Regions from separate parts of the Homo sapiens genome. Here region 2 is linked to region 1. Evidence: chromatin contacts called from ENCODE Hi-C or POLR2A ChIA-PET data. All regions are on one chromosome and are shown on one strand. The core of a region is the stretch at or near the end of the contact, and the rest is flanking DNA. Distances in the headings are between cores, read along the strand shown.

Region 1 (5,690 bases), core at 2,322-4,821:
CATAGTTGAATTCTTGTGACACAATGCAGTATTCTGAAATGAGAAATGAATGGGCACGTGGCTCAGATGGTAAGAGCTCTGGGCTACCATGCGCAGTTCTGCCTCCCAACTGTCACTTTTTCCAACAGGACCAGGAGTTGAAATAAGGGAACTGATAAGTTCACAAAACCTTGAGCGTGATGCTGGTTTTTGTTAACTGAAAAATAAAAAAGTAACTCCAATTATAAGCAAATATTTAATTTTTTTAGAAAACAAAAATTTTTTTACTCTTATCCATTACTACTGATCCATTACAGATACTGCAAATATTTATTGAACAGTTATTTATAGATATACTATATCTTGCAGCAAACCAGCTAATAAACTTCACATAAATTGCCTTAATTGTTTCTCATGACAACCCGACAAAGTAGGATTTAGATTTCTTACTGGTTAACTGCTACTATATCTTAAATTTAAAAAATCTTTCAGGGTTTTAAAAGAATTATAGAATTTTATCCCCATAACTATTTTGTGAGGTTGTAGAATAGATGTTGTTTTGTAAGTAGCTGGGATTACAAGTGTGTGCCACCACACACGGCTAATTTTTGTATTTTTAGTAGAGGCAGGGTTTCACCTCGTTGGTCAGGCTGGTCTCGAACTCCTGACCTCAAGTGATCCTCCTGCTTTGGCCTCCCAAAGTGCTGGGATTACAGGCATGAGCCACCACGCCCAGCTGCCAATATGTTTTCTAAAGCAGCTAAACCTCCCCTTTCGGCCACAGACTTTTCTAACAAATTCATCTTGCTGAATTGGGTAGATGAATGCTGGACTTGTGACTGAGAAGAACAGTTGTTTGGAGACAGGCAAGTTAGTGGGAAGCGCATGAGCTAAATATTAATAATAAAGTGTCTGCAGATACCCAGAGACGCCAACACTGCTGGGGTGGCGGGTGTCTTGGGAGGGAGGATTGAACATGGGGTATGGATGTAGGGAGAGGAGAGTGTGTGTGGGCAGGGTGCTTCCTTGAGGAAGGTCATCTTTATTCACAGGAGGTGAAAGCACCATTCACACAGCATCGGAGCAGTTTTTTAAGGACTCTGCTTAGTTAGGAAGGAGGGAGGCATTCATCTTCTCATTTAATGGCACCATTTGCACAACTGAGCAACCATGGAAGCATTTCACTGTGACCGAAACACTTCTCACCACTGTGGCTTGGCATCTTTTTGTGAGAAAAAAGGCTCTAAAGAAATATGCTACCTTGCATTTGACATTCAGTTATTAAATTGTGTTGTGAAAAAGTGTAACATGCGGGCCGATTTAACAGCCTCATATAAATACTGTGTCCCAGAATGAACAACTTAAAAGAGGGGTGAACTGGTCACTGGGTAATCCTGGAAGAAATGGAAGACCAGCATTCTTCATCCATTATCAGCTGGATGGTAGTGCCCCTCTCGTGGGAGCTGAACATTATGAAGTGGCCTTCCTGTCAGTAGAGCTCAGAACCCTCAAATACCTTCTGTTGGGATTGCGAGTCGTATGTTCAGACTATAAAAAGGGCAGAGATAAGAAAGAGGATGTTTCGAAAACACCAAAGTAACTAACCCTTTAGGAGTCCTTCAACCTCCCCAGTTACCCTTGGCGCGCAGCATTTGAAGCTGTCTGTGAGGCCATCCTGCGCTTGTTTCCCTCAGACACTTTGTTTTTCATGTTTTGGCAGAATCTCCAATGAAAACTATGTTCCTCACGGGCTGAAGGTGGTGCAGTGTCACAGCCAGGGTGGCCTGCGCTCCCTCATGCAGCTGGAGAGCCGCTGGCGTCAGCACTTCCTGGACTCCATGCAGCCCAAGCACCTGCCCCAGCAGTGGTCAGTGGACCACAACCATCAGAAGCTGCTCCGGAAATTCGGGGAAGATCTTCCCATCCAGCTGTCTTGATAGCTGCTTTCCTCCCAGTTAGGACAAGTGGGAAGCTGGAGCCAAGGTTGAAGAGTCACCTCTTCCCATTTTAGTACATCATTAATTGTCAAAGCCTGTGTGACACAACTCAGAATACTAACCTAGACTAATCCCAGGATGCTTCTGCTGGAGCAAAGATATTGTTTGAAGGAGAGTTTATGGTTTTGGATTTTAAACGGGCAGGGTCTTTTTTCCTCTCATTTTTGTGGACAAGAGAGGCCTTCGCCTTTATTTTTACTCTCCCTCTTCTGCTGTCCCTGTGCAGAGGAAAAATGAAGAATTCTCCCAGAAGTGACTTGTCAAGACTTAAAAAAAATGTTTTTAATGCATTTCTTCCTTGTCTAGTGCCTCGGTTTATCTCTAACAGGGGCTGTCCAGTATATCGGTCCTGTTAGGAGGGGAGAAAAAGTTCTTCCAAAGGCTGGAGAAGTGAACAAGGAGTCAAATTTATTTTCCCAATTCAACTTCATAATTATCATTTCTTTGGCTTCATGCTCTCCCGTAACTCATGTGGTTGGGATCCATCCCATCTGGGTCACTTCAGTCTACTTCACGTACTTGAAAAGGCTTTCCTTTACACTTCCAGGACCAAACAGCAACTTCCTGCCACACACTTCCACCCTATCACTGGGAGAAATCCTTTTCTGGACATGAGCCTTTGACCTGGGTGGGGCAGAAAGAACCACAAACTCCATCTCCCAATAGAACTTTGAAATTCACTCAGCTTTTCCTTTCATGCTGTTTGTTGCCTGCTTGTTGCACTCCTCCTGCCCCAGAACTGCAAGATTTTTAGCTTCACCCCTTTCTGAGAGTAATGTTATCTTTTATCAGAATCAGTATCAGTTCCCCTGTATTCTGTGCTTCATCGAATTTGCAAGACTGACCTCTTTTAAGCATTTAATTCACTCCCAGAGTCATCTGGTCAGGTTGCAATATGAGGACTTCTCTGTCTCCTCTGAAGCCTGGGACACTGAGCTTACTTAATACATTAGATGTTCAAAAGAGGAGCGTTGTTTCATCTTTCAAAATGTTAGGCCATTACTTTGAGTATAAAATCGACTTATTAATGATTAGTAATTTTTCTAAAGTATTGGGAAAACTTTCTTATTTTATAAGATCTTAACAAGCTTAAAAAAGAATTTTATGACCAGAATCCAACAAGAGCTCTATTTTGGAATTGTGCCCAAGTTGGTGATGTTTACTCTAAAATTAATAATAAAACTACTTGTAAGCACAAGGCTCACTGGATGTAAATGTAAAACTTCGCGACTTTATAAAACTGGCATTCCTAGGGGAGGGGCTATTTATCCTACAGGTCCCTGCCTCCTGGCAGTGCCATGGTATGTGTGCATGGATATACCAGACACAGTCACCATCGGCCATCAGTAGCAGCCCATGAACCCACGTGCACATCCTGCATCTTGCTCTTCTGACCCTTCATTCCCACTTGTCTTCAGGCAGGCATTTCTGGGATCTAAACTAGAAATCCTTGAAAACAAATAGTACCAGCCACTTTGAGGAATGTGCATTCACTGTAGTGGGTTATTATGGGGTCTCTGCCTCCTGGCTGTGTTATGCGGAGCCCAGGAGTGGAGGAGAGCCGTGGAAATAGACAGGGAGAGGCTGGTACTTGGGTTGTGGTAATAGTCAGGCTTGCCACAAGAGGGCACTCATAGATTTGTTTTTATATTCATTCTTGAGAAAAAAGCAACTGGTTACTGAACGTAACTCATGACTTATGTTTCAAATTTTGCATAGCTGATTTTAAGTCATTTTGATAGCTTTGCAAGAAAAATTTTTCCTTTGAAACAAGGGAGTAGGGCTGTTTCATTTTCTTTCCTTCTAATCCTCATGCCAAGAGGTGAGAAACACTTAAGGTCATTTAAGGTGCTAGGGAAAGGGTTTTCCCATGGAGCTTTCTGTGAGGCGCAGTAAAATAGAGCCAGCAGCAAAGTAGAGGAAAAAGCCAGACTGCGTCACACAAGATTTCTCATCCTTTTCAGGAGAGAGTCACTGTGTAGATTTGAATCTTTTTTCTTTGAGTCTGCTTTGAACTTTAGCAGGCTTTTCCTAAGACTGACAATTGTCGTCTTAAATCAGAGATTTGAGGGTAGACTTATTTTATGGCAAATGTCTATTTTTCTGATATAAAAGTAACAATGCTCATTACAGAAGAATCTAAACAAAGAATAAAAATTAGCCATCTTCTCTCCATCTAAAACAGAGCTAAACTTTGCTGATATGTTTATGAATTTCCTTTCAGTATTAAAAAGTGCATATAAGGTGTATATTTACACAAAATTGAAGGTCATACATAGATACAGGTTGGTATCCTAACTTTACCCTCTCACTGATTAACATGGTATCACGAGTAACTTCCTATGTTTTTAAATCTTTGAAAATAGATTTCTAGTGGTTCTACCTTATCCATCCCCACACTGTTGAAAATTTTGGTTGTTTCAGATACTTTTATTATCAATGATGATGTGATAAAGTTTCTTGTATATATCTCTTTGGCTCTATCTTTGGTAATTTCTTAAGAATGGAATCTTAGAATTGGACTGTGAAGAGGGGGATTCACATTGCTGGGGCTAAGTACAAATTGACATCACCTTTTAGGAATGAAATGCTTCTCTTTGACCCTTTAGCTCCAGTGTCCCAGCATAGTCACTGGGCTTCATAGGAGTAGCAGTGAGAGGACAGTGTCACAGCAAGGGCCTCTCTGCATGCTCCCTGATCATTGTGTTTGCAGGTTCAGCATTTCTTCTTGAGTCCTTCCCTTCTTCCAACCTTATTGCCTCATTTCCCCCTTGTAGTCAATGTTTTTTGGAAACACTGTTTATTTTAAAATAAAAATGTAAAAAAAAGGTAAAAAAATAAAATTTTAAATTTTAAAATATAGGCTGTAGGCAGATGTTTTTTCCCTGCTACACAAACAATTAGTGATTTGCCATCCCAAAGTGAATGAGGCACAATATTCAGGGATTTGTTACGGCTTACGCTTAAGAGCACAGCCATAAGTTACTTATTCTTATCCATGTCACGGATAGAGATCAGATGACAAAATGTGTTCTGTTGAAATAAAGCCATTTTAATCATGCATTTTAGACTCTTAAGAATCCAGCAGGCAGAAAGAGGTTTTGTTCACCTTCCTATTCGCCTATTAGTTTGGGGCCCTAACATTTGACTGTAAGTTAAGTTCTTAGTTTACCCTGCCTCTCAATTTTTCATTCATTTATTTATCCTTTCTTCCTTTTTTTCCCCTTCCTTATGTCTCAGCCTTATAAGAAGTATCATTTTTTCTTTTAAAGGAGATATTTTCTCAGTTTGCTAGTTTACTAATTATTATGTATTTTAAATGGATCTTTCTTTCTGGTCTTTTATGTTTCCTATTATAAGATGGTTATTTTTTGAGAGTACCTAATCCCCTTAGGGATACACTGAGAATCAGTTTCTGTTGGAAGAGATAAACTAAAAGAGGGTATAAGAATGATTCTTGTTTTGATTAACTGTTGATTGATATGAATAACATAAAAATAATACATAATCTCCCCAGTACTTTTTTTTTTTTTTTTTTTTTGACATGGTCTCACTCCAGACTGGAGTGCAGTGGTGCAGTCATGGCTCACTGCTGCTTCAACCTCCAGGGCTCAGGCAATCCTCCCATCTCAGCTTCCCAAGTAGCTGGGACTACAGCCTTGTGGCACCATGCCTGGCTAATTTTTTAATTTTTTTGTAGAGATAGAGTCATGC
Region 2 (5,690 bases), core at 2,207-4,706, 75 kb after region 1:
AGACTCCTGAGGGACCCTTGATACTCCACTCAGGCCTCCCCTGTACCCAACCTGAGGTTCCTGGCCCTGTGCAACCTGCAGCACCTTGTCTGGTTGGATGAGACCACTGGCAGCCCAGTGGGGTTGGCTACTTCCTGAGGCAGGCTCAGGGAGGCCCTGTGGAACCCTCCTTTTCATTTGGAAGAGTTGGAACCTGAGACCTTGAGCTCAGAGATGTCGAATTATGTGCTTAGCTTCCCAGCTCTCATAATGAATGGCAGTCTTTCAACTTGGGACAGAGAATCAGGTAAGATTTTACTCCCAGGGGAGTGGGGAGTGGTTGGAAATCACATTTTATTCACCAGGTGTTTTTGGTTTATAGCAGACTCAGGAAAAAAGTCAGGGGCCATCCATAAAATAGGGCCAGAGCCTTTTTACTTGCAGTTTCATTGAAATTTAGTGAAAGGTAAACCCAGCAGGTACCTGTTTTACTGGCAGTAAAAGAAAATTGGGCAACAATTATTTAAAATGAGTCAGAGCTGTTTAAATCTAAAATTTAGGGGTATGTGTATGTTTTAAAAGAAAGTTTACAAGGCTTGGAGATTTGGACTGAACTGTTTTTGATGAAAATGACATGGAAAATATTTTCCTTTCTTATTTTAAACCTTCTTCTTTGCTGTTTGTTTCCTAAATTTAGCAGGAAGCAATAAGCAAATCTAGCTGGAAAAAAAAACTGAAGCAAGTTAGGGAAGTTTCAAGGTCTAATCGAAATGATAGACTGAAAATAAAGCTGTCCAAGGTGAGACAGTAATTCTTCCCATTTTATAGAAAAAAGTCATTATTTCAACTTAAACCATTTCAGATGTGATTGACCTATTGGACACGGAAGTGCTGGATTTGGCACTCCCTAAAAGTACAAAGACTGGGGAGGGAGGCAACTGTCTAAACATCAGCCAAGAACTCTCAGCAGGAGGCTGGAAGGATGTGGGAGGCTCGTCAGCCTGTCACTCACCATCTCCCCAACCTTCCTTCCTCACCATGGCAACACCAGGGCTTCTGGAGCCATGGTCCAGATGGAACCCCCAGTCTCAAAGCCTGAACACCGCCCTGCCTGCTGGGGAAGGCTGGGAATGCCCCACCCAACTCTAGACTTAAGCCACTGGCCAAATGCCAAAGACGGGCCTGATATTTTGGAATGGAGTGTTGACACCAGTGACTGTCATTGTTGTCAGTGACTCACTTGTTGGGTTTTGGGTTTGACTTTGTTTTTTACTTGTGGAGAATGATTTTCTATTTATTGGAAGAACTGCAGGACTGATATCTCTGAACTTTTGGTCACTAGAGAAGAACACCCAACTCAAATCAGTTTTTAAAAAAAAAAATATGTAGGTAGGTAGGTAGATAGATACTTTACATCTCTTGGTTCTGATTGTTTCTTCTTGGTTCATTTTTCAGACAAGGTTTCTCCATGTGATGGACAAGAAGATTCTCATTTTGCACGCTTGGCAGTGCTGGCAAAAAAAAAAGTTCATTGTATAGAAAAGTCTCAGGGAAGATTCTGATTGGCCCAGATCAAATCAAATGACCATTCCTGAACCAATCACTGTGTCTAGAGGTGCAGTAATGAGATTGGCCTAGCCAGGGTCTTGTGCTCACCCTTGTGGTGGTGCTTGGGGTGTTGGTGGGACAGGGGACAGTGAATGACAGTCCTGCCAGAAGCCTATGAGTGGGGAAGAAGATCTCCAAGACAGGCAAACTACCATACGCCGGCTTGGTCCACCTCAGTCTCAAGTATTGTATTTGGCCAAGGGTGCAGGGATGGTGGGGAAAGGAGGAAGGAGAGGCTTGAGATTACACATGTATTCAGTAGCTATTGTTTTTGAGTGCCTACAATCACCAAGGTTTTTCTCTGGGCTTTGGGATTCAGCATGAGACAAAACAGAAAACCCCTGCCCTAGTGAAGCTTATAATCTTGTGGGGAGAGGTAGCCAAAACCCTAAAATAAATAAGTAAAGCACATATAGACTGTGAGATTGCAATGAGTGCCTTAGGAGAAGCAAAACACTGCAGGAGGGCAGGGAATGAGAGGGTCGGGTTGGGGTCACAGAGTTACATGTGGTGGTTGGGGAAGGCTCACAGAGGAGGTGAGGTTTGAGCAGCGTCCTGCAGGAGGTTTGAGCAGGGCCCTGCAGGCCCTACACAGAGGAGCCTTCCACAGAAAGAGAGTGTGGCTGGAGCAGAGCAAGTAAGGGGCAGCAGTGGAAGCAAGTTCAGCAAGGTGACACCTGCCCAGAGAGCGCCTCAGGCCATTGTGAGCTTGGGGGCTTGTAGTCTGTGAGGGGGGGGGGCACTGAAGGTCACGTGATGTATCACAGGGTCCCATTTGTTTGCTGTTTTCTCTCCATTTGATTATAGGTCCTTTGAGAGCAGGGACAATATTTAGGTATTCATTCATTTACTTATCTATTCCTTGATTCAGCAACCACCTGTTGAGTACCTACTGTGTGCCAGGTGCAGGGAGCCCCATGAGGAAGAGCTCACCATCTAGTGGAAAAGAAAGAGAAGTAAAGCACAAATGTCAGTGTCATGTGACATGTGCCCCTGCTTGACATAAGAATTCCACCAACAACCCAAAATACTTTCACTACCCCCTCCAGAGAGGGCAGCCAAGCTAGTCCCATCTAGTGGCTCCAAGCCCAGGATCTCCAGTCTCTTGAGCTGGTCCAGATATAGCTCCTCATGGTCCTGCAGCCAAGTGCCAAATGATGCATTTACTCCCTCGCCAATACACTTAGTGAGCAACATGGATGGAATGCAGGCTAGCAGCAGCACAGTTCCCCTTTAGAAGAGGGGAGGAGGGAAACAGCATCCACTGGTCACACGACATCTGCAGACTCCTGCTCCAGTGGGAGTCAGGGTGGGGTGAGGTTCTGTGGTCAGTTCTCCAGCTCCGCTCTGAGCTTGGGGTTGGCGGTTTCTTCTTTCTGATCCTCCATGGCCAAGCCTGGCATGGGATGGGGCATGAAAGGGACCAGATGCTTGGATTCCTGTTCTAGGGGTTATGTTGCCTTTTGTTTATTTCCACATTCCCAGCCTCTTACCCAGTGTATGTACATAGTAGGTTTTCACTCAGTATTTGCTGAGTTAATACCAGTGTTGTTAAGTACACTGCCTATGAATACACAGGGCAGACATTGAATCAGGCTATGGAGCATGGGAGGGCATCAAAGACGATTTTGTGAATTCATGACTTGGGTGGAACTGCTCATCTCGGCAACAGGGAATGCAGGAGAAGCAGCAGCTTTGGGATAAGTGGGGAATTTGTTTTGAGATGCCAAGTTAGGGGCACCCGTGGGACATTCAAAGACCTGAAGTCTCAAGATCAAAGAATGGGGCTAAAGGCAAAAGGAGGAGTTCAAGAGCTGGAAGGAAATGATTATGATCTGGGCATGGGAACTGGGGTTACATATCGGAAGTAGAACGGCTCTGGGTGGTGACCGGGGCGAGGCCAGAGAGAGCTGAGGAGAGAGGAAGTGAAAGCCCTTCAGAGGTCATGGAATTGTGGCCAGGAGCCACAACCTACCCTTCCTCAGGATCCCCTTCACTTCACTGGCTCAGGGCCAACTGACATTTCAGCTCCAACCCCAAGGAACAGCAGGGTCATCCTGAAAGGAGAGCTAAGGCCTCTGGGCCTGTTGTTTCCATGACACCTGTCTCACAGGTGAAGAGTCAAACCCCAAACCCTGATACCACCTGGAGCGGGGTTGGACCACCCAGAGAGTATGGCTTGTGGAAGGGAACAGCAGACTTTACTTTTCCCAATAGCATCTTTGAGGATGTGTAACTCAATTTCGAGGCCTTGGGAGGAACCTCTCTAGAGAGCCTGGGCCTGAGCAGACATTCTTCCCCAACAGTCTCCATGGCCCTGAGGAAGCCTTGAATGAAGTGGGGAAGGCAGCAGGCTGGGGCAGGGGGAACTATCTCAGAAACCTTACTTCTGCTTCCTGGCACATAGGAGGCGCTTGGTGGAGCTTTGTTGAATGAATGCATGCATGAATGGATGAGTGAATGCAAGCATTCATAAACAAATGAATGCATGTTTAGGTGATTCAGAAGGGTGCCCCAGTGCCTGGTAGATGGGTGACTGTCAGTCAATGTTCACTGGGCAATGAATGAGTGTGGGATGAGGACTCAGAGGTTTCCTGAGCCCACAGAGTGGCCGTAAGTCCTAAATAAACAAACATGGCTATTTCCCACAGCTGACCTGGAGGATAACGAAGTGCATACTCTCCCTTTGGGAGCTTCAGCAAATCATCCCTCTGCAGTTTTTCTTTAATTTTAGCTCCTTTGCCATCAACTGGAGGCTCCGTTCCATTTCCCTGACCTAGAGCTAAGAGGGCATCCATCGCTCTCCCAGGTGGGAAGGACAAAAAGAATCACTCTCCCTTTCAGAGTTGGATGGCTTGGATCCTTCTGGCGATCCAGGGCCCAAGCCAGAACATTCCTTTTGTCCCTCTCTCCCTCCTTCCTTCCTTCCATCTTCCGTCTTTCCTGAAATGGATTTTGAGTTCACTGGGGGCTCCGCCACATCTGTTCAGTCTCTGGCATGGCACCACCTCAGTGTTCCACACAGCAGCCACAGCAGTGTTACCATCATGAGCATCTGTGTCTAGCATGGGGTGGGCCCAGTGGACACGAGGACATCTCCCTCACTGTTCTGCCCTCAGGGAACCTCCAACTGGCTCCTAGGACAGGAGGCAACCCTAGAAGGTAGTATCGCTACAGAGTGGCAGCAGTTCAGGAGATCAGAGCTCCCCGGACCCTGGGCATGCCTGTCCAGTGAGGTCGGGGGCTAGGCTCTCAGGGGAACATAGAGGCCCTGAGCTGCTGGTGACAGTCCCAGTGTCATTCCACACAGCGATCCACTCCCCACAGGTCTAGCTGCCTTGCTGGGACCATCCCTCTAGGACTAGGCCTGTGATAGCATCCTCATGCAAGAGTTTTGTGAGTGGGCAATTCTCACCCTCCTTTCTGCTTCCTCTGGGGCCCCAGCTTCAGCCCAGGGCTGATGGTTGGGCGGAAAGTTGGAGTTGGGATGTACCCACAGTTGATGATATTTCATGGCACTCTGGAGAACATCCAGCCAGCAGTTTGGTTCAAGTAATGAGATGTCAGGGTGCTTGCATCCATCTGTTAATTTCAGATGTGTCCTTCCCCAGTGTCTGTTGCTGGAGACTCTGGGAGCACAGGGTAGGGTGTGGCCATGAAGGAACGGGATGGGCAATGGCATCTGCCATCCATCACTGCCCAGCACTTAGTGCCTGGGGACCAGTGGATCTTACAGGGGCCATTTCAGGAGCAAGCAAAAGTCCCAGAGAAGATGCATCACTGTCTGAGCACTTGAGTTCTGGTAGCTCTGGCATCAGCCTGCAGGGGTTTGCTGTCCTTACAGGTAGTTCTTTATGCAGCAGATTGTCCAAGCCCTGGTGTTTTACTGATCGGGTGCCTCATATAATGCCTAGGCCAGGGCTAGGCCCAAGTTTCTGCCTAGGAGACTGTCAATCTGCAGGCGCTTGGCAGCATCCATTCTGGTTTGTAGTCCCCTCAGGACACCTTGCCTTAGAGGTCTGGTGCACTCCAGGACTCACCCCCCCAATATCCCGCAAAGAACATTGGTTAAGAGCATGGGCTTTGGAGTCGGAATGACCAGT

The links. Hi-C counts contacts between places; a loop is a spot of excess contacts on that map. ChIA-PET counts read pairs that join two places held with the same protein, here RNA polymerase II (POLR2A). Pooled maps may share reads with other maps.
Region 2: a loop to region 1 is called in a pooled map, with 2.2 times the contacts of the local background. The contact joins two enhancer-like sites. A Hi-C loop is called at or near these places in 1 of 168 maps with a recorded cell type or tissue (endothelial cell of hepatic sinusoid) and 1 of 50 pooled maps. POLR2A ChIA-PET finds 5 or more read pairs at or near these places in 4 of 52 experiments (GM12878, PC-9, WTC11 and 1 more).

Annotation. Positions count from the first base shown.
Region 1 is chr14:69,239,185-69,244,874 of GRCh38, forward strand. It overlaps EXD2 (exonuclease 3'-5' domain containing 2), which reads left to right. Exons shown (of 10, transcript NM_001193360.2): 10 at 1,700-4,834. The coding sequence ends at 1,916. All of the region lies in intron 2 of GALNT16-AS1 (GALNT16 and EXD2 antisense RNA 1), which reads right to left. Among named protein-coding and RNA genes, the nearest start is that of GALNT16, 18 kb to the right of the region's middle. RefSeq lists an enhancer at 1-162. Within about 2 kb of position 3,572, at least 4 of the 41 ENCODE cell types and tissues checked have a DNase peak (open chromatin) inside an H3K27ac peak, as active enhancers do.
Region 2 is chr14:69,314,460-69,320,149 of GRCh38, forward strand. The region is part of intron 1 of GALNT16 (polypeptide N-acetylgalactosaminyltransferase 16); the gene reads left to right. Among named protein-coding and RNA genes, the nearest start is that of GALNT16-AS1, 57 kb to the left of the region's middle. Within about 2 kb of position 3,457, at least 13 of the 41 ENCODE cell types and tissues checked have a DNase peak (open chromatin) inside an H3K27ac peak, as active enhancers do.